Regions from separate parts of the Mus musculus genome. Here regions 2 and 3 are each linked to region 1. The links are chromatin loops, found by intact Hi-C in ENCODE. Cell type or tissue: heart. All regions are shown on one strand.

Region 1 (8,000 bases):
GGTAGGAGAATTGGTAGGGAATTGCAAGATAGAGAGCCTATTGAAACAATAGTATGTCTCATTAAAACAATCATATAGAACATTAAACTAAGGACAATCACAACACTTATTATTTTCTAAATATGCTTTTATTTCCTTAGTTATGTGGCACACATATTAATAATAGAATAAATAATAATGAGTTTCATTTTGAAGATGTATTATACATCAGACCATAATTTTTCTAGATAGCTTTGAAAACATCACTTTAAAAACTTCTATGGAAAAATTGTGCTTCATAATTTCTATTAGGAAATTTCATTTCATCATTTCTTCAATTTTAATAAAAAATCAAATTAACAAAGATTTCTTTTTATTGTTGTGGTTACATTCTCTGGTTGTATTCTTAATTCTATAAGATTTTCTGTCTCACATTGATCTTTTTTACCCCCAGCTGTTTTATTTTACTTGGGAAATAGCTGTTTCTTAATATATTTTTTCCATTTATCTTCCAGTAGATATTTGAGTGTCTGTGAAGGCAAGGGGACTTGATTTCCCATAGCTTCCAGACTCTGTTTATTTTCTTCCCACACACTGCATCTGATCACTCCTCATTTCACACACACCCTGTGTCGCACTGGGTTTGTTAGATAATTCTGGAAGTGACATTCACTCCACTCTCCTGTCTTTCTTTCTTTAACTCATTTCCTAAGAAACACCTTTGTTTTGTAATTTTTCCTGGTTAGAAATGTGACAATTTTCTCTTCTAATTAGAGTTCGTTTAGTTCTACTTTTGAAAACATAAGATGAAATCCTGTGTCTCCTGGGGTAAGTTTTTTTCAACTATGTCGCAGAAAATGAAATGATTAGAATCTATATTCACACTCCCATTGCAATCCTCTTCCTCATACTGGGTATTTGGCTTTCCATTTCTTTTTTTATATTGAATATTTTATGTATTTACATTTCAAATGTTATCCTCTTTCCTGATTTCCCCTCAGCACATGTCCATTCTATCCTCCCTCCCTCTGCTTCTATGAGGATACTCCCTCCTCCTCCCACCTCACCACCCTGATATTCCCCTACACTGGAACATCTAGCCTTCACAGGACCAATGACATCTTCTCCCATTGATGCCAAATAAGGCCATTCAGTGCTACATATGCAGCTGGAGCCATGGATCCCTCTATGGGTACTTGTTGGTGGTATTTGGCTTTTCATTCTTTTTTTTTTAATAATTTTTTAATTAAGTATTTTCTTCATTTACATTTCAAATGCTATCCCAAAAGTCCCCCAGACCCTCCTCCCCCTGACTCCCCTACCCACCCACCCCTACTTCTTGGCCCTGGCGTTCCCCTGTACTAAGGCATATAAAGTTTGCAAGACCAAGGGGCCTCTCTTCCCAATGATGGCTGACTAGGCCATTTTCTGATACATATGCAGCTAGAGACACGAGCTCCAGGGTTACTGGTTAGTACACTCCTCCATTGTTGGTGGGGTTGCAAGCGTGTACAACCACTCTGGAAATCAATCTGGTGGTTCCTCAGAAAATTGGACATAGTACTACTGGAGGATCTCACAATACCTCTCCTGGGCATATTCAGAAGATGTTCCAACTGGTAAGAAGGACACATGCTCCACTATGTTCATAGCAGCCTTATTTATAGTAGCCAGAAACTGGAAAGAACCCACATGTCCCTCAACAGAGGAATGGATACAGAAAATGTGGTACATTTACACAATGGAGTACTACTCAGCTATTAAAAAGAATGAATTTATGAAATTCCTAGGCAAATGGATAGACCTGGAGGGCATCATCCTGAATGAGGTAACCCAATCACAAATATGATACTCACATGATATGTACTCACCGATAAGTGGATATTAGCCCAGAAACTTAGAATACCCAAGATACAAGATACAATTTGCAAAACATATGAAACTCAAGAAGAATGAAGACCAAAGTGTGGACACTTTGCCCCTTCTTAGAATTGGTATTTGGCTTTTCAAACAGGGTTACATATGGTTTTTCTTGGTGTTGGTGTTTTGTTTTTATTGATGTAGAAATAGAGACCTTATCTGCTCTGTGTATGTTTTAAAAGCTGAAGTTCCAGTAAGACTGTTATCTGAAGTGATTTGAGTTTGTGCACACAGTAGATGGTGGCTGCCTTGATGTTATATTATCAAATGCTTGCTTTGCAGAGTGTCGACTGGGGAAGCTGCAAACAGAGCATGCAGGCAGGTTCTGAGACTGCTTTCAGTGAAGAATGTTGAGTGATTCCTGCTGTTTTAAGCTGGCTCTTCCTTTGGAAGCAGGGGCGGGTCAAAACTATGGGTGTCAGTTTTTCATCTTTGGTAGTGATTCAAGAATGTAAAGGGAAAGGAAACCCTGGCCCTCTACCAGCTCCAGTCAAGCTGAGATGCTCATTCTGGCTCCATTTGTTTTTATGCATTTATACCCACTTTCCAGTTGCTATTTTCCAGGGCAGACACATTGCAAAAAAACATCAACTTTTATCTCATTAAGTGCTAAAACTAAACAAATTATCTTCTAAGCTCCCAGGCTGAAGTTCACCCTGGTGACTCAAACCAGTTTTCAAAGCACATGTTTCCTGCTCATGGGTCCCTGTGCCCTTTCATCCGGGGAACCCTGATGTGACTTTGAGGACAAACTGATGAGTCTTTGCTCCGTGTATAACTGTAATTTACCACTCTTTGTGGTCATTTACATCTTATTGCTATGGTCATTTGGAAAGATTCACCACAACTCCTTTTCAGTAAAGGTAAATTTAACACATTTTTTGGAAGAATCCACATCTTCAAGATGTGGAAAAGCTTGATAGAAAAGCTTGATTTTCATCAGGAGTTGGAAAATAATAAGAAATGTAATGTCTTCAGGACTTAGTAAAATGAAGCTCCTTTTTCTTGTTATTTTAATCTCAAATATTTTCAGCTGACTTTTTAGTGCTTTTAAATGTGTGCACTACTTTTAAAAAGTAACTTTATCTCCAGCAAGATAGCTTCTTCCCCTAAAACTACCCAGAAATGATGTAATATGTTTAATGGTGGTCATAAAGTCACTGGTGAAGGATGTCATTGGCCCTATGTTACTAAGTCAATGAGAAACAATGCATTTAAATGCTTTCAAATACAATTGCAAGTCTCAATAATGGATTACCTGCCATCTTAGTTCATTTGGACTGCTGCAACATGATACTACAAATACTCCTTATACAACAGAGATGTATTTCCTGCAGTTATAGAGGTTAGGTAATCTGAGGCAATGAGTGCCTACTTAGAGTCTAACAAGGGCCTCATAGCATGCACATCATGCCATGAAGTCCTGGTTACCAGAACAATTGCATCTTCAGAAATAGGGTCAAAGAAAGGGAAGGGGCCTTTCTTATTTTTGCATAATTACTCTCTTGTGAGAGCTAATGAGAGTCCCATGGAAATCGTATTGATGCCTCCCATGGTCAGATTGCCTCTATGGTCTCAGTATCTGTCACTAAGCACCAACTCTTTTAAGCATCTCATTCCTTAACATCTCTACAAGAAGATCAAGCTTTCAAAACTCGCATCCTTGGACATGATAACACATCTAAATAGTGATAGTTGTCTTAAAGCATATCACAGCTGGAAGTTTCTATCAGTCTAGTGAAGACCAGTTTTTACATTGTTCACATGCTCAGAGTCAGGACGGTTCATTGCTAGCTATCAATAATCATTAGTTTTGCTAATCTAGCTAAATAATTTATGCCTTTAGCAGTTTCAACAGTAGCACATTCTCTATTATTTAAATGTATCTAACATGGATTTTTATCTATATCTCCTAAAACAATTTTAATTAAAACTTTTTCATAACTTCTACTTTTCTGTCCATTGAAAATAAACATTATAGTGATATTTAATCATTCTTTTAATTGGATTTGTCAGATTGTTAAGCTGTTTTTGTGTTATTTCTCCTCTTCCTTCTCTTCCTCCTCCTCCCCTCCTCTTTCTCCTTATCTTCCTCCTCCTCCTTCTCCTTCTTCTGTAGTCCTCTCATGTAGTAGGGAAACACTCTACCAGTGAGCTCTACTCATCTCAAGGATAAGTTATTTCTAAAAGAGAAATATTCTAGTTAGATTACAATTGGGATTGTGAAGTTCCAAGTACCAATATTTCTCTTTCTGGGTGCCAAGCACATATGTTAACAGAAGTCCGATTGAGTTTTCTGTGAAACATCTTGGCCTGTTTGGGTTTCAATTTGTAGCCGACCATATGGTATGTAGCTTTGGAGAAGTGGATTCAAGCTGGCAGGCTGCTGTTGCTAACTCTGGGCTTACATGCACCATTTGAGTTTGTGCAGCTCCAAATTGGAGCTCAAGCCTTATCTCCTTGTTCTGAAATATGAGGAGGTCCAGATTTTTTATAGCTCCTAAGCCTCCCAGACAAGTATAATCACCAGCACACCAAAGAGCTAGGAACGTAAGCCAAACGCAAACAGATTTGGGAGTGAGAGCGGAAGAGCTTCAGCTGTTGGGTCAAGCTGGGTGCAAAGTGGCTCTGGGTTTTCAGAAATGGGAGAAGAATGTCACCCTGTTGAACTCTCTGTGATAAAATGAACTTGCCCTTTAGCACTTTCCCCCCAATAATAGAGGAAATCAGCCCAGGAGAACTAGCATTTAGAGTGTGGGTATGGCAAAATTGGTGATCAAAAAAAGAAAAAAATTCCAAAGAAACAAATGGCACAGTAATTTGATGAACTGCAATGTGAGTTATATATTACTGATAATAATAATTATTTTTCAATTAACTCCTAAATCCATAAGTAAAACTCAAGTGAGTCAAAATTATGAAGAACTACATATCCAACTTAGCCTTGGCTCTCACATGAGCATTTCCCACTTTTCTTCCTAATGCCGATTTCATTTCATTTTTATCTTGTCTGCTTGTCTGTCAGTCCTAATTACTGGTGGTTTGTTTCTTGACATAGCTTTTCTGAAGTGATATGCAAATGAAGGTTTCAGTGAAAACTCCATTTTTGTTGTTGCTGTTGTTGTTTTTGTTGCATCCCATATCCTCGAGCTTGAAGAACCACATTGTACACTATGAAAGAGAACACAGTTCAATTTCTGTAGTCAAGGTCTTTAGAGCCCCGTGGATTTGGTCAGATAATAAAGTAGAGGTAAAGACCCAAGAGTGAGGAGGATTGTGGTGAGCTGAGAACCATGCATCCAGCCAAGGATGAAGTATCCTACACCCTGCTGGAGCTGAACTTACTGGTTTTACACAGGAATGTAGACATCTTGACCATTATGATACACATTTGCCCTATAGTTTTTAAGTGTGAACAAGATTACTTTTGTACTTTTAAAAGAATAACTCTTTTTAGAGTAATGCCAAAATAAGGTTGAGGCACAGAGAGGTCTGGTCAGTGTTTAACATACTTACTTGGGATGCACAAAGCTCTAGGTTGGATTCCCAGCACAGGAAACAAAAACAACAAAATAATCCACAAACAAGCAAAAACAAACAAACAAACAACAGAAAACAAATAAACCAAACACCAGGTATTGGAAAATGAACAGCATACCCAACCAACAACACTGGCATATTGCCTTTGGCATGACATCTGCATAGTGATCAAAACTATTCCTCTCCAGAACAGAATCTAAGCAAGTGCTGAAGTTGTGGGTTTCTGGGTTAGCACTTTATCTCTGTGGTGTGCTCTCCTAGGTATGTGATCCACAGAAGTTGACCTCATTAGCTCCTTCACCACTGCAACCCTCTCCTGGGAATCAGTTAATAGCCTAATCTCACCCATGAACCTAAATAATGGTTTCAATCACTCTGTTTCCTCTGACGTATGTCACTGTGGATCTCAGCATCTATGGGAATCTCACCCAGCATTCCTTTTCAGTAATACCTATATGATGGCTGTGAAGACTATTGGTTGTCCATTTGACTGTATGTGGAATGAACTACAGTCCAGAAATGGAGGGTACACAGGTGAGGGAATTTCTGTTTGGTGTGAAGTGATGAATCCACTGTGAGTATGGACCTTTGAAGTAAGAAGACATATATGCCTTTGATCTGGATCTTAAGGCTGGAGGACACAGGACTTTAATCCAAATCTTGAGGCAGGAAGACATACCAGTAATCTAGGCTTTATCTTGGCTGGTAGTCTATATAAGGACATAGAAAAAGGGAAGGTTTCCTCTTCACCTGCTTGCCCTTGCCTTGCTAGCACATCCATTCCTTCATTGGCATTGGAGTCTACTTCTTCAGGACTCCATCATATTCAAAAAACCAGCTGAGACATTCACCCTTTTGAAACTGAGCAACTACTAGGGAATATATATATATATATATATATATATATATATATATATATATATATATATATATATATATGTATATGTATGTATATATTCTGTGACTTTAGATACAGCATCTGTTTTGTGAGTTGGAGGGTTGGAAAACTCACAAAGATCAGGAAACACATGAATCTTACAAGACTCACAGGCCTCTCTCCAACATTATATATTAAGGAGTAAATAGTTGCTGGTGGGGAGGAGAAAATCTTAGTGGAGATGTCTGCAAGGAGTGCAGTGAATGCCAGTGATGGAGATTTTGTGATGTGTTAGCTGTATCACTGTGTATTTCTGATGATACAGATGTCATGGTATCATTCCTGTTCCTATGAGTAACTACAATAAGCACATTGGCTTACTGTGAAGGTAGGCGCCTTTCTTTGGATCAGTCTTCAGTGCTCTATCCAAGATAAATAGACATTTGTTCAAGTCTCCTCAAGGATTATCATGTCTTTGTTTTCTTAGCCTTCATGACTCTGGACTTCCCTCATGGTTACTAAACTGGCGTTCCATCTAATGTTTTCAAGGCAGCTTTCCTAGATCACCTTCTACAACCATTGGGAGATGCCCATGATACCCTTTTCAGCTAGTGCCCTTGTAGTGGTAATGGGATCATACTCTAATACTGTTGAAGATGCTTTTGTCTCAAAATTGATGACAAGCATCTGGAGGGCTCTCATGCACATATGAGGTGTGATGAGGTATCTGCTCATCTGACATAATAATTTGTTACAGAAACATACTTTTCTATAATAACATTTTCTATAATAACTCCTATGCTACTTATGTGGTGCAGTTATTCTCTGAGAGTATGAGTGGAGTGACCTGGCCTGACCCATCTCCCTAAATCATTGTTTCCTAATTGTCCCCTCTCTGTAGCTATGCTGATGCTGCCCTGTTATTTTCCTATAGAGAATGTGGCCTATATCTATGGCTTTTTCAAGCATTCAAAACCAGTTTTGGCTTGCTAGAAAAAATAGTACACCCATGGATAATGCATGCACTGGGGCACACGAGGAAGCCATGCCTCTCCTGTCTTACTTTGACCTGTAGTTGCTGCTAAGCAAGCAGGTTCAGGTCGCTGAAGTACACAGACACTGTTAGAGTCCCTCTGAACCAGAGAGCTCCTTTGGTTGATGTAAACATCTTTTTAACTAACTCAATTTACTATTTCTTTTTTTCAAAACTTCTTGCATTTTTATAATGTCTTTTCATAAGTCATTAAAATAAGATACCTGAATATTTGCAAGTTTTCTAGTTAAATTTTATTAATGCCAGAATAGGTCAAATGGAAACTGTCCCAGGAGGTAAGGAAAAGTGTTTTGTTTTAAAATGTATTGTAAATATGTAGGAAATAAAAAGTCAACTGAACCCACATTTTCAAATTGAGAACTATATAAGAATTCCATTTTTTTCTTTTTTCTTTCTTTTCTTTTCTGATCATCAGCATACATTCCCTTGGTATTTGGGATGTCGGGCTTTCTATATCAGAAACCATTAGTTAGCAGCCTGAATACATCCTGGAATACCACAGCTTCTTGGAGCAGAGTGTTTTCTGTGTCTAGAGCCTTGTGTCTCAGCCAGAGGTAACCATGCCTTTTCATGAAATGAGTCAACAGCAGAAGGTATAGATCATCATAAATGGGAGAGGTACACTACTGT
Region 2 (8,000 bases), 130 kb before region 1:
TCAGCTTTTATTGACAAATCAGAGAATCAATGGGGAGCAATGTTTCCATACCATTGAGACCTGAGATTCTTAGAATAACCATTACAATGGCATGTCTGTTTTGTAATCAAATATGAGGGCTGTAGTGGCTATTCTTGTTTGTTAACTTGACTATATATAGAATGAACTACAATCCAGAACTGAAGGCTCATCAGTTGATCCTATTCTTGAGGCTGGGAGAAACAAGTGTCTGACCTGGATCTTAGCATGGAGATCTTGAGGCATAGTGGCTATGAATTCCAGAAGATTAAGTAAGAAAGATCTCGGAGTTCAAGGTCATCTGGGATTAAAGGTGTGGTGGCTTTAACCTGGGCTACACCTTCTGCTGGAGGCCTATATAAAAGGACATTGGAAGGAGGAAGATTCACTCTCTCTTCTTTGCCTTCTTGCCTTGTGGGACTGAACAACTGCTAGATCCTTGGACTTCCATTCACAGCTGCTGCTAACCAGTGTTGGGAGTTGGACTGCAGACTGTAAGTCATCAACAAATTCCTTTACTATATAGAGACGACACATAAGTTCTGTGACCCTAGAGAACACTGACAGAGAAAGCAACATTTGAATAATACAAGGATAATCTTTACACAATGTACAATAACAGTATGCCTACAAAACAGATAGGATTCAAATGTAGTAAAGCAGAAAATGATGGTCCCCAAGCTTGTGTTACATTAAAATGTAATTTATATAACTTTACACAACTTACTTTGAAACAGCACCTGTACTTAACGATCAACTCACATTTTTTTTCTTTTTTTAATCTAAAACCATCACAAACCCAGAAATGTTACTGGCTCTTGCATCCCATTTTCTGATGTGAACCCCAAATCTTCACGCACAAGATTAAGCCTTACTCAAAAGCACCTAATCTTAGTTCTGTTATGTGGGAAGTCAGACACCTTGCATGTATTACTTCTGTTTCTAGCATGTTGATGTCAGTCTAGACCACAGGTTCTCAACCTGTGGATAGTTACCCCTTTGGCAAACCTTGACTTCCAAGAATATTTGTATTAAAATTTATAACAGTAGCAGAATTACAGTTTTGATGTAGCAGTAAAAAAAATGTATTGTGGGAGCTCAGCAAAACATGAGGAACTGTATGAAAGTATGACAGTGTTCTCAAGGTTTAGTGCCACTGGCCTAGACCAAGGGGGTTGCAGAGATACTCAGGACAATTAAAGGACTAAAGAAGCTGAAGGGGTTTGCAACCCCATAGGAAGAATGACAATATCCTCCAACTAGACCACCAAGAGCTCCCAGGGACTAAACCACCAACCAAGGAATATACATGGAGGGGCCCATGGCTCCAGCAGCATTTGTAGCAGAGGATGGCCTTGTGGTAAGGCCTTGGTAAGGCCCCAGAATCAACTCCTCTGGAGAATCCGGCCCTTGGAGGATGCCCCTGGTCCACCTCCCCCCTCCCCCTGCACAGTTGGATCTATCCTTGTAGTTGTGGTTGGTCCTTCCACCATTACTCACTGTTGTTCTCAGAAGCCCATCAACTGCTGACATTTATGAGAAGAGGGCACTACGTCTTAAAGGAGAAAAAAAAATTCTTTGAAAGTACATGCTTTTTAAGTTCTCATCAGCCTTTCATCAGAATGACAAAGTGGGTTGTACACAATCTTATTGGTTTTTGTTAAAATTAAATATTGAAGCTGATTCTGATCATTGGTTTTCCTGTTTGTTTCTTTGGTTTCTTTCCCTCCAAATGATCACCCAAGACAAGCTTCTGAAATAAAGTATTGCTAACTGTTGTTTTTCATAACAATTTATCAATGGTTTTTCATTACCTATTACAGAAAATGTGAATGCCTTGTGCAACATTATCCAGTCTTTGAATTCCCACTTTTATATGTCTCCATCTTTAATTGATTTTCTTGGTATTTGCAGTTCTGATAATGTAATCTACTGGTGACATTTTAATTCCTTGAATATATGTGGCACTTTCTCATATTCCCAATTTTCACACACAAGTCTGTCTTGGCTTGCCTTTATGCCTTGGCTTATACAAATATCTATGTTTCAAATTACACTTGATAGGATTTGATTTATTCTGTCCAAAACAAGTTAACCAGTCCCTGCCCTGGGCTCCAATAAATACATTGTATTTACATCCAGTATATAATCAAACATACTGGTAATAAAAATTATAAAGTAATTTATTATTCAACAATTTTGATAGGCATTTGCTATCATCATCATTGAGGAGGAAAGCAAACTTGAATCCTAATTAGATAAGTTTGCTTATTTCTCCATAAAGAATGAGTTGAACGAGCCTGCAGCCCCATAGGAGGAACAACACTATGAACCAACCAGTACCCTCAGAGCTCCCAGGAACTAAACCACCAACCAAAGAGTATACACGGAGGGACCCATGGCTCCAGCCACATATGTACCAGAGGATGGCCTTGTGGGACATCAATGGGAGGAGAGGCCTTGATCCTGAGAAGGCTCCATGCCCCACTGTTAGGGCAATGCCAGGACAGGGAATGGGAGTGGGTGAGTTAGTGAGTAGAGGGAGGGGAAATGGGATATGGGAAACCAGCAAAGGGGATAACATTTGAAATGTAAATAAAGAAAATATCTAATAAATGAATGAATGAAGTGTTAGCTGAATATTTGACATTAAAGGATTTAAGTTGCAGGTTTAGGCTTTTCAAAACCCACTTTATTTAGGGTTTTTAAATACTTCAACTTCCTTTCTAGCCTATGGAACAGAAGTAGGTGAAAAAGAAAGTTAATAGGAAAATGGGGTTGTAGACTTGTTTAGAAATAGTTCCTTGGGGTGATTCTACTCTTCGTTGTCAGGATACCAGCAATCCAGTTCAATAGCAAACACCAAGTGTGAATCAGTAGCAGTAGCATGAACCAGCAGAAACAGTAAGGCTCTGCAATATTGCCACAAGTTAACAGAAGCGGCCTGAATCAGCCAGAATACCAGGCAAAGTCCTTTGGTGTATTCTGTCTATGAAACAAAGACAATGAAGACCAGTGAAAACCAGTGAAGACCCGTGTTCAGTTTATATTCTTTCTGACCATCATGCACCCTCTCACATGTCTGTTTTCAGCAAAACATCACATGCCCTCTCCCAAGACAGCTTCCAGAAAAACATCAAGTGACACAACTGAGTTGTTAAGAAACCAGAAATGTCTACCTCAACAAGTCATCTTCAATGTTTCTTGTATGCTTCTCTGAATAACCAAATGTATCAAATGTCAGAAGTATGTTTAGGGTTGTTTCAGAAAGTTATGCAAATTCTACCCTTCTAAAGTCAAATCCACTAAATGATATTTTTGGAAACTCAAGTCAAACAGCAATCTCAAATATCTAATATTCGAATAAAATCAACCTAAAGATTTATTAATTTGATACATGCCAAAGAGTGATTGCAGGTGCGTATTAAAATTCTCCTTTCCATAATTAAAACACTGTGCTTTTATAAGACTAGAAAATCCTGTACCCACAGTGAAATCAAAGGAATTCATAACATGACATTATTCCTGAATCTGTAGCGTTCTGTCTAAAGTTCAGTGGCATTGTGTGATGTGATATCTTATGCATTTCAAATTGCCCATGTGTGTTCAGAACCAACACTGCAGTGGGCTTGATGCAAGACGGGCTAGATCCATCAGACTCATGATGTGTTTGAATTGCTTGTTGTTATGCACACAGAAAACTCTTTACTGTTGTCAGGTGTTTTGTAATATCCGCACTCCATGTGTGACCCTGTATGGGGTCTCTACTCATAGTTTAAGACAGGCATTGCATTTTTATGTTTACTTTTAGACACACACCCAACAAAATGTCCAATAAGGTGTGGTTTCTATATTAAATACATCAATTAAGATTCCATTCTTAATAGTAAGTAGGTTCTAGTTTGAAATCCTGAGTTTTCTCTCACTTGCTTTGTGACATCATAGAATCTTTTAAGCTCTCCCAATTTGTAATTTGCACAACTCCAAATTAGTAAAAATGGCAAAATTGATTATATTTAGAATTTACAATATTCTTTGTTAAGAACTGAAGTCAAATGCCCATCGTACAGTATTTTATATGAACTAAATTAAAATTTTAATGAATTAGAGAGAAATTTTATGGTGATTTTGATTTTTTTCTTATGCAAGACTATATTGGACACCATATAATATGATTTGTTTTATTAATACAAGAAATATTTCAAGACTGAAGAGTTCCATCATATCTATGTTAATCCTGTTAAATATGAATGCATATACTTCAGACCAATCCTTGTTGCTAATAAGTAATATTGTCTTACCAGTTTTGGATATACTATCTTGAAGAAAGGATACTTTTAAAACTAAGATATTGATAGGCATGGGTACTGTTTGATTACTGATGGTGCTTGTATAGTTATATGGGACCAGGCTGGTGAGGTGGCTCATGTTTGGAGTACTAGGTTATCGTGTGGGTAACTTAAGCTCTATTACTCATGTTTATCTTTTGTCCTACTTAGTTAAATGCATTTTAATAGGACAACATCGTCTCCGTTTTCCAAAAGGAAAGCACTTCTCTTTTCCCCAAGGATGATATGTACTAAGTAACAATTATTTGGAAAAGCTAAGTACTAAGTAACAAACCACACAGCACTTCTTTAGGGACTTTACTCAAAGGCATGAAGTAGATAGCTCTAAGGCTAAGCACAAGACATTGTTTTTCTTTATATGCCCCAGTACAGGGGAACACCAGGGCCAAAAAGGGGGAGTGGGTGGGCAGGGGAGTGGGGGTGGGTGGATATGGGGGACTTTTGGTATAGCATTGGAAATGTAAATGAGTTAAATACCTAATAAAAAATGGAAAAAAAAAAAGACATTGTTTTTCTTATAAAGTTGTCTCAAGGTGACCTTTCAGAGAGCTCATTTGTCTCTGAGCAGAATTTCCATTTTTAAACACTTGCTACTGATGTAAATGTATGGCTGGAACTATGGTCAGAGACTTGTCCTGATTTTTATTGCTGGCTTGGACCTTGCTTCAAGTCTTTTGGTTGGGAATGCTGAGGATAACTAATTGAATCCATCCATGACTTAGTTTAGAAGAGAATACAGGCAAAACTAAATTGAATTCTACAAGACCCAAAGTACCTTTTAATTGTATTTTAGTATTAAATGCTCAAAAAACACATAGTTACAAAAGATGAAAAGTGAGGTTTCCTGTCTCTGTCTCTGAGAATTGTTTTAGCTCCAACAAACACTAAATCCATAAGTCCGCCCTGACTCTCTTAGGCAGGAATCTTGTGGCTCCCTAGGATTCAGGAGGCCATTATTCCTATGTGACAGGCAGATGTGACCACCTAGGGTCTGCAAAGGCAGATCTCTGTGGAGGCCATCCTTTGAAGTGGTTATGTGACCACCACTTAGAGAAAGAGGAATTACATAAGCAACAATTGAAGAATTCTTTATTTTCTTGATCTTTGGTAAAATTCTTCATGTATCCAACAGTTTGAGGAAAAAAAGGTGTCAAATGCTATGTGCAATTTCTTCAGAAATATTTCATGCCTATAATGCCGTGATCTTGGTTAAGGAAGGTATTTACTTGCGTCTAGTTTAAGTCTACATAGACCATTTCTAAGAACATCTGATTTGATGCATTCCTACTGCTCATGCTTCTCAGAAATCCAGTCTGAAAAGATGCAGTTTGGTGTAGGTCTTAAAATGCTGTGGTGTGTGCTGCAGTGTCTATGGGATTTTGTTGCTCTTGTTGTTTGTGTGTGTTAGAGGGGGAGCGAGTGTCTATGTGTATATGCACATTACATGTGTGTTGTGTGTATATGTTTTATGTGGAGAGCATATATTGTGTGTTGTGTGTAAGTGGTGTATATGGAGTATGTGATTCTGAAGTTTATGTTTGTATCGTGTATATGATGTGTGTGGGGTGTATTTTATATAGATAGTGTTTACATATGTGATGTATACGTGTGGAATTTGTATATGCAATGCATCTATGTGGTGTGTGTAAAATATGTGCATGTGTTGCAAGTATGCGAATAGTATTAATGATTATCATCTAATTTTTTAAACTAAATGTTTGACCAGAGGGTTAGAATTTCAGAATGCTACCTGGAGAGGAATGGTGGTCTTCTGCTTTTCCCCTTCAGAAAGAAGGAGAGGTGAGGAACCAGAAGCTTTATTTAATCCAGTGGCTTTTCTAATAACCTCAGGCCTCCCTGTCTGATTTTATAAGGTGACATTTAATATGAAGAGGAATGTGTACACATAGCCATCTGTTAGGGAAATTTGAACATGAAGGAAATGACAGGACAAGAACAAGTGGGAATGAAGAGGTCCAAGCAGGAGAACCAGAAAATGCATGTGAAGAATTTAAAGAGTGATGCATGAGTGTAGCTGCTCCATCTCACTAAGGAGAGCACACAAACACAGCTGAAGGGTTCTTAAATGATCTCCATTTCACTTGACAGTATCAACATGCACTACAATCAGATGATTGTAAGTACACAAGATCTTTTCAAGGGACTTCAAGCCTTCCTTGAAAAATAAGGCTTCACATTCTAAGGAACCAAATAAGGCAATTGTCTCATATTTATTTTACATGGAAAAGCTACATCATATTAAAATAAATACTAAAAGGATTCACGGAAAATTTAATGTGTCTTGCACATTTTGCAGATCATGTACGATTCCCTTCCTCTAGTCCGTACTGTCCTTCCCTTTGGTCCAAGCTATAACAGTCTTCACTTTGGAGCCCAGAAAGTGGAAAGTGGAGTTTTTGGAGTGAAATTAATGTACATGTGTTGGGTCAGGGGTGTCACATAATTAACAGTTTCAAGAAGTTGTTCCCATTCTTTGTGACCCTCTCAATGTTTTGAAGTACAGTTGTGTACAAGTAGAAGGAAACAGGCAGAGAACATGTGTGGGAATTTCCAGCACCACTAAACTGACTTTGGGCAGACGATTTTATTCACAGAGAATAGAGTTTTATGCCTCACTATGATTTCTGTACCTATTGACAGTGATTGTTCACTTTCTAGTTCTGAGAAATCAAAATGGTCTCCAGATTCTGAAGCAACAATAACTGTAATTGTCCCTGTGCTGTGTCCAAAATTCTGGTGATTTTATAATTTTTCCCTTTATATGAGAACAACTTGTAATAAACACTCTATGGCAACATAAAATCTTCAAGAGATAATAAGATGACTGAAAACATTAATTGGCAATCACTGCCTAGTTTTTACTACTGGCAGTTACTTCACTAAATTATTTATGTAAAAGCAATATTGGATAAGAGTTTTGAATAGTTAAGACTATGCTTACTTGAACTATTTGTTTAAAGCTTCAAATGTTATAAATAATCGGAAACGTGATCAGCGACCCATAGTGTTTCCATTAATAGTAGAGCTTTGTGTGAATCCACACTGAGCTATGCTTTGCAGATACCATGATGAAGCAATGGGATATCCAATTAAACACTGCCAGTGTGGGGGATTGGGAGGAAAGCAAGCTGGTAATGACATGGTACTTGCAAAGACAAATTGGAAAGTAAGGTACACAGACAGATTGTCCTACACAGCAATATTTCTCCTAAAGCTAAAAAAAAATAAAACTCTTTTTCTTAAGGAAGGAGGAGGGGAAAATGTTGGGTATACAGTTTAGATAACAAAGAGGATACAAGGAGTAACTGTTGTGAAAATGTTCTAGATGTTTCATAGCTCATAAAGAGTCTCTTGGTCCAAAGATCCGGCATATGAAGTGATGGGTACTTCAATTTTCCTTGGTTATACATTATTACTTCATTATAGATGCACAAGCATGCAATTATGAATATAATATAATATGCATGTATGTATCAATGTTTTTAAAAAGTAAAATTCACTATGTTGCTTTGTACGTGAACCTTATTGGGTCATGAGGTTCTCATATGTTTGATTAAACATTACTTTGGTTATATTCGAAGAGTCTCAGCACTGAATTTGGTATAACAAGTA
Region 3 (8,000 bases), 300 kb after region 1:
CTCAAAAAAACCATTTCAATTGGAAGTTGAATTTCTATTGTATGAAATAGTCCAGGCATGATTTTTTCAAATGTTGCAACCTATTAATGAATCTTTTTTTTCTTATTTCCTTTTCAATTATCAAAACTTCAATAGTTATTTCCTTCCAATGTATTTTCTAGAGTTCCAAATGACAGTGTGTTCTCAAATACTCAATACGATAAACAAAATCAGAGAAATAACGGTAGCCCGTGGTTAAGTTGATCTCAAATATTCATATTTTAGATGACTGAAGATGATGTATTATGCTTATAATCCATCCATAATATATAAGTATTCCTTGTAACCAGAAACACATGTATTTATAGGCCTCTTAGACTAATTTTTTGAAGTTTCTCTACTTTTCTTTTACTTTGTGTTAGGAAACCAGAAATCAAAGACTAGGCTCTTGAGACTGCTGTTTGCCCAATTGTTTATCATGTTACCTATTAACAAATATTGATTCCAAATCTACTCTGTACAAGATCTCATAGCAGAAGGCAAGGAAGGTTTTATAACACTGAGAACTGCTGTCGCTTCCCATTCCGACCAGCAGAAGAGCAACAACACTACGTTCTTCTCAAAGAAGTTTATTCGGGAACCTTTCAACATCATGCATGAATCTCTCTCCAGAAATCAATCTCTCCAGGAAAAAACAATAACAACCTGCCCCCAATCGCAATCCCTTATATATTCTCTCAACCACGCTCCATCAGCCCAGTCCACATAACAGCAGTCCATTGGCCAGAATCATCACTTGTCATATGGTCCGATCTTGCATCATGGTACACCTGCGCAGCTATCACGAAGGATGCGGCTTATTTTCAGGTGTATGAGGAAGTCAGGTGCAAGTCATAAGACTTGGCTGCAGTCCCAGGCGCCATCTTGGGACTGCTGCCACACCCGCTCCTCACAAACTGCAACATCATTGCTGCAGCAGAACACAAGAACAAATTCTCCGAGTTTCTTTTCTGGCAATGTAGGCATCTGATGTGGTATAAAACTTTATGTTTTACATAGGATCAGTACTTAACTAAAAGGCATCAAAAGTATTATAAATGGAAAAGCTGTCAAAATATTTAGCATTAACCATTGTATTACCATTTCCTAAAGATGAATACAAATTATACACTGGTTAACCATAAATTTTGTCTTAAATTCATGCACATCTTTATCAATCTGAATAAACCAAGCTAAGGCATTTAAAAATGAACAAGCATAAATAATTCAGGCTTGGGACTTAATAAAATGAGTTTGTTACTAAAAACCAATCACCACTACAAAAGAATATTTTCAGAATTTTTTGTGACATTGAGATTTATTTGGCATAATCACGTTTCTCCACCCAGATTGCGACATCTGTGGCGTAACCACTATACTTAATCCTCAGAAACGCTGCAGAATTGGGAACAGAAAGACTGTAAGGGCCAGAGGACAAAGAAGCCTACTGCTAGACAGCATCTTCCAAACAGGATAGGGTTCATATACCCACAAAATATCAACAATATGGTTGCCTAGGCAGCATCAAAATTTATTTTAGTTATAGATAAGAAAGTACTTACTCTTGAGACAAAGAACTGAGTGATGTTGTTGATCCCCAGGTGGAAGAGAGGGTTGTCATGGTCTATTAGCACAGGTAGACTAGACTCCGATGACTTATAATTGGAAAACATTTTTGTTGTCCTGGGATGAGATCCAACCATACTGGTGAGTATTACAATAGTGAATATTACCTGATGGCAAGACTTCTCTTCTCCCTTCGAGGGATATCTGTGATATCTGAATATGCTTTTGTTTTTCACCGGGAGTATTAATATGTATCATGTGTCCAAGAAACATTTGTTGAACAAGTAAGAAGTATGTCATTTAATATATGGAATGGACTAACATCTTGCTTGCCTTCAATTTCATCATCAAACCTTGATTTTTTTCTTCGTATTATTTTTTTTTTCTAATACCATGGCTAAGTTGATTATCTCTGGTCTCTTGTACAAAATTAAAAACTTTGAAATTCAGGCCCATGTAGTACTTGAGTCCTTCCATTTGGTGAAACTGTGAGGGGCTAGCCTGGCCTAGCTGGATTGCCAGATCCAGCCAGAGGCTGTGGGCTGAGATCTGGGAAAGGAGCCACACAAGCGTGCCAGTAAGAGTCCCCAGCTGGAAGCACTCACAATCCTTCATCCCTGTGTTGCATGCAGTTCACATTGAGAAGGCTCAGGCTCAGACTGCAGGGCAGTGGCACAGCTGTGAGGTTCTGGGTTACCCAGGAATTTCTTAGCAAAGGTGCTTCTAGACCTTTCTTCATCTTAGCGTTGTGCTCTGGGTCCCACTTGCCAATCAGCTTAGGAAAGAATTCTTCCAAGAGCCGCCCAGGCCTTTCGTGTTTGCTCTGTCTAGGCAGAGGAGGCAGTGATGCAACCTGGGTTTCTCAGAGGAAAAATGTGAGTCGGGAGGCCACTGTCTTGCAGCTATTGGAGGAGAAGAGCTGTTCTACCTCAGGGAAGTAGGTGGTACTGTCCAGCACAGCCTGAACCACTTGAGTACACAGTGGCACACGTGATGCTGCCGGAGTGGGAGGAAGGGCACCACAGCATCCAGCAGGTGCTCCTCCATGATGCCAGACCGCCAGAAGCCATGCTGAGGGTTATCCATCACAGCTCGGGAGATTACTGGCTCCACCTCCTGTAGGCTGATATCTTCCCTGTCCCCGAGGCTGCGCCAGGCCTCCAGGGCCACCTGGTTGATTTGCTCACCGCCAGAACTGCTGATAAATATGAAGATGGTTTGGCGATAGTTGGTCCCATACACAACCCAAGAAGGGCCCAGGAAGAGCAGCGCAGCAAAGCCACTTCCCAGGCCGCCCGAACAGCCGGAGGATCGAGCCCCAGGGCTGGCAGCTGTGCCTCACCACCACCATCTGGTTGAGGCCCAGTTTCGGTCAGAGGCTGCCCACCGCCCTTCATATTATTTTTAACATTTCTTTCTTTTCTCAGACTCTGAAAATATTTGCATTAGTTCCCTGATTTTTCTACTCATATCTGTGTTTTCAACCTTTACAACGATTTGATTTTCCTGTTGCCATGTTATTCCTTTTCGTTTTCTATATTTTTATACATTATTTTATTTATTTACATTACGAATGGCATCCCCCTTCCCTGTTTCCCCTCTTCAAACCCCCTATCCCATCCTCCCTCCACCCTGCTTCCAGGAGGGAGCTCCCCCACCAACCCACCCACCCACTTTTCTAACTTTCTGAAGATGCTCTAATAATTTTCTTACAACTAGGATTTTACTATTACCCGAAATGAAACTTGAATACTATCAGAACACTAAAATCCAGTTTAATGCTTTATCATACTTTTAATAATTAGAATTTTACAGTTTGTTTTAACTATGATGTTTTACAAAGCAGTTGCTTTAAGTAGTAGTTGAGAAGGTCACCACCAATACACATTTTCTAGTAACTAACTCTGTTTGGATCTTTGAATACACTTCTCATACTCTATCAGGGGCATCAGGTACCCGATCCTATCCTTTCTGGGTCTATTACTTTAGGGATTAGGGGAAGGATATTGTTTCATATTTGCTGGTTGTCAAGATAAATTTTTCTTCAATGGCTTGACAAAAAAAATAAATAAATAAAAAGAGGAGGAAACTACATTTTTAAGACCCTGAACCCATTATTCACATTCACCACAAAACTCTGTTACAGAAAATATCTGGAGGATAAAAACAAATTGCTGGTCACACCAGTGAGTGGAAACTGTTGCTCTGGAAAGAAAAGAGTGGAAAAATGAGATGTTTGAGTCACACATTTTGGCTTCCCTCTGACTCTTAGAAGCTAGACAGCCTATTTTCACTTGCATCTGTGTTACTGTCTTTTCTCCATCATGGCCTTGGAATGAACTACTCCAGCAAGGCAGCTTGAAACAAAAACATACATATACATTGGCAGGAGTCTTCAGGCTCTTTTTAGAATCCTGGCTTTTAAGTCAGCTTGGCTCCTGGCCAAAGTTAAAAGAAAAAAGATCAACAGTTAAACAGCTGGTACCAATTATCCTGACTGCAGTGGGTGTACACGCTCAAGTGTCAGAGGAGCAAGCGGAGCCTATGACATAATGGGCTAGTTATTTCAGAACTGGACTGTGGTACTTAGCTCCGCTTGCCAGTTGGCATCTCTTTAAGAAATCTTCAGAGTTATTGCACCCAAACTCTTGTAATCAACAATCACTACTATATTAGTGTGTTTGTGATCCACAGAAATCATCATGAAACTGTGCATTAACTCCACTTGAATTTGTTAGTGGTAAAAAAAATGCCTTAGAAAAAATTAGATAGATAAGTGGTTTCTATAAATACTTGTTTGATAAGCAGTTTGCTTGGACACTAGCACAGAGCTATGTGGCTTGAAATTTGAAATGCACTGTGTTAATTAACAAAACAAAAAACGTATTATTTGAAATGTTTCAACCTGGCAATTTACTTACAATGTATTTTCTCTCAAGTTCATTTATAGAAACAATGAGAAAACTAGAGAGATGCTCAATCCACTTAAAATATACTAAATTTTTGTAATGTATTTTTATATTTAAACTTGATTTTATAATCTATCCTTTTTTAGGAGCTACGTGAAGTTACTTTTCTGTAGAACCAGAAGGAAACTCTTGGCCCTATTGACCAGAAAGAATTTGGAAGAGACAAAAACTCTAGTTGATAAGTTTTCTCCGTGGGAACTACATGTCTAAATTTGGCAAGGTTTACTGGTTTTAATATGTTCCACTCTGAAATAGAAACTCTCTTAAGTTTACTTTAGGAAAAAAATAAATAAATCCATTGCTCTCAATCAGGATGAGCATCTCACAAATCACAAAGAGGATTTTGTAACTAGGCAACCAGGGTCAGGGAGACAGTAAGCAGGGCCTGCTGAACACACAGCAGGCAGAGAGTGAGTCTGAGCTGGGAGGCACAAATTGAACATAGGATTTTGAAGCACTCCTTTTAAAAACACATCATTCCGTAATACCTTGCAGGTGTGTACCATGAAAAGCAGCTGCTCTAAACTCATGCTTTGAAGAAAAAATATTTTATTCAGAATATTCTCCAGAATAAATGTATCCTGATTAGCCAAAGAAAACTGGAAAACAAAACCTTCGGGTCTTTTTGTTACTCATGCCATCTCAGTTGAGTGTTAAGTGGACATTTGCCTCTGCTAGACAAAGATATAATCTATGCTTGCAAAGAAAAGGGGCAATTGACTAACTCCTATACCAAAGCCAATTAAAATAGTTGAAAGATTTTCATATGATCTTTTCACGTAACTGAGATCAATATTTCTTTTTTTTTTTCCATTTTTTATTAGGTATTTAACTCATTTACATTTCCAATGCAATACCAAAAGTCCCCCATATCCACCCACCCCCACTCCCCTGCCCACCCACTCCCCCTTTTTGGCCCTGGTGTTCCCCTGTACTGGGGCATATAAAGTTTGCAAGTCCAATGGGCCTCTCTTTCCAGTGATGGCCGACTAGGCCATCTTTTGATATATATGCAGCTAGAGTCAAGAGCTCCGGGGTACTGGTTAGTTCATAATGTTGTTCCACCTATAGGGTTGCAGATCCCTTTAGCTCCTTGGCTACTTTCTCTAGCTCCTCCATTGGGAGCCCTATGATCCATCCATTAGCTGACTGTGAGCATCCACTTCTGTGTTTGCTAGGCCCCGGCATAGTCTCACAAGAGACAGCTACATCTGAGTCCTTTCGATAAAATCTTGCTAGTGTATGCAATGGTGTCAGCGTTTGGATGCTGATTATGGGGTAGATCCCTGGATATGGCAGTCTCTACATGGTCCATCCTTTCATCTCAGCTCCAAACTTTGTCTCTGTGACTCCTTCCATGGGTGTTTTGTTCCCAAATCTAAGAAGGGGCATAGTGTCCACACTTCAGTCTTCATTCATCTTGAGTTTCATGTGTTTAGCAAATTATATCTTATATCTTGGGTATCCTAGGTTTGGGGCTAATATCCACTTATCAGTGAATACATATTGTGTGAGTTTCTTTGTGAATGTGTTACCTCACTCAGTATGATGCCCTCCAGGTCCATCCATTTGGCTAGGAATTTCATAAATTCATTCTTTTTAATAGCTGAGTAGTACTCCATTGTGTAGATGTACCACATTTTCTGTATCCATTCCTCTGTTGAGGGGCATCTAGGTTCTTTCCAGCTTCTAGCTATTATAAATAAGGCTGCTATGAACATAGTGGAGCATGTGTCCTTCTTACCTGTTGGGGCATCTTCTGGATATATGCCCAGGAGCGGTATTGCTGGATCCTCCGGTAGTACTATGTCCAGTTTTCTGAGGAACCGCCAGACGGATTTCCAGAGTGGTTGTACAAGCCTGCAATCCCACCAACAATGGAGGAGTGTTCCTCTTTCTCCACATCCACGCCAGCATCTGCTGTCACCTGAATTTTTGATCTTAGCCATTCTGACTGGTGTGAGGTGGAATCTCAGGGTTGTTTTGATTTGCATTTCCCTGATGATTAAGGATGTTGAGCATTTTTTCAAGTGCTTCTCTGCCATTCGGTATTCCTCAGGTGAGAATTCTTTGTTCAGTTCTGAGCCCCATTTTTTAATGGGGTTATTTGATATTCTGAAGTCCACCTTCTTGAGTTCTTTATATATGTTGGATATTAGTCCCCTATCTGATTTAGGATAGGTAAAGATCCTTTCCCAATCTGTTGGTGGTCTTTTTGTCTTATTGACGGTGTCTTTTGCCTTGCAGAAACTTTGGAGTTTCAGAGATCAATATTTCTAAGTATTTACATGTTCACAGAGCACAGCACAGAGTTGTCACCTCTATATGAATTCTACAAATCTGCAGACATGACAAAAAAAATCAAATGCTGTTACTGATTTTGAGTTTGCCTTTAAGATCTAACATCTTTAAGCTCAAAAAGGGACATTGGCTTATAGCCCTAAAAGATGATTTCAGAGAACCTTGGTGATTATTCTGCTCATTTGCGTTACCAGGTGGATGTCTCAGAAACAAAAGAGTTCTGTGAACAGCTCTAAAATGTATATGTCACTTTAACTACAAGGGGACAGCATGGAGAGGGTGAGAGGCTATGGAGCTCTAAATGTGATATCTTCACCAAACTTCTTCACTCAAGGCTCAAGGCACTGTGGGGTCAAGAGGAGGCAAAAGATTGTTAAGAACCAGAGGTGATGGATGATCTTAGGGGAACAATATCTTCCAGAGTGCAGCATGCACAGGGATTGTACATGCTCAAGTCAAAGAAGGCCCCTGCACTGAGATGAGGAAGTAGACGTGAGCCTCCATCCTTAACAAAGAGGCACTTTTCAATTCATACCTGCTTAAAGGGAAAATTTAGGTTTCTGCAATGAAGCATCACTGGGTATGTTAAGCAGTATCCAGAGTGGGCTTCATGCCCAGGATTAGTTGCCCAACAAATGCATGGACTCCCTGCTGTGTTTGGTTTTGTTTACATGGGAGTAAGTGTGCTTTTTCTTTTATTTTGCCATATATTATCTTACTGGTCTTTTGCTTGTTTGTTTTGATTCTGTTTTTGACGTGTTGTTTGCTTCTCATTTTTGTTTTTGTTTTAGTGTGTGTGTGTGTGTGTGTGTGTGTGTATTCATTTTTGGTTGTTTTTTTTTTAAATGAAACACACAGAGAGATGGAGAAAGAAAGGGAGACAGACACAAACACACAGTGATGGCGGGGGCAGATGAACATTGAGAGAACATAAGTTGGGTGGGTAGGGAGGATCTGGTAGGAGGTAGGAGAAACAGTTTCAAAATATATAGTATAAAGATTGTTTCTAAAAATGAGAAGATTGGGAAATACAAAGTAGTGGTTGTGAATAGTAATATCTGTTGGTAGGTTAAAAATATATTTTATAAAAAAATAAAAACTTGTATTTCATTTTTAATCCATTGTTTTATCATTCTGTGTAAATGT

What was found. Hi-C counts contacts between places; a loop is a spot of excess contacts. Peaks named below come from ENCODE experiments on the same cell type or tissue, not always from the same donor. Only the 100,000 strongest peaks of a DNase experiment are listed, where the experiment ranks them.
Region 2: a loop joins it to region 1, with 4 times the contacts of the local background. A loop is called at or near these places in 2 of 42 quality-filtered maps.
Region 3: a loop joins it to region 1, with 2.8 times the contacts of the local background. A loop is called at or near these places in 2 of 42 quality-filtered maps.

Annotation. Positions count from the first base shown.
Region 1 is chr3:49,941,341-49,949,340 of GRCm38, reverse strand. No RefSeq gene overlaps it. Among named protein-coding and RNA genes, the nearest start is that of Gm40042, 81 kb to the left of the region's middle. In heart, no CTCF peak of the experiment used is centred here; a DNase peak (open chromatin) is centred at 4,410.
Region 2 is chr3:50,067,808-50,075,807 of GRCm38, reverse strand. No RefSeq gene overlaps it. Among named protein-coding and RNA genes, the nearest start is that of Gm40042, 46 kb to the right of the region's middle. In heart, no CTCF peak of the experiment used is centred here; no DNase peak of the experiment used is centred here.
Region 3 is chr3:49,638,576-49,646,575 of GRCm38, reverse strand. It overlaps the pseudogene Gm29741. Among named protein-coding and RNA genes, the nearest start is that of Gm23096, 16 kb to the left of the region's middle. In heart, no CTCF peak of the experiment used is centred here; a DNase peak (open chromatin) is centred at 4,095; H3K27ac peaks cover 2,286 bases.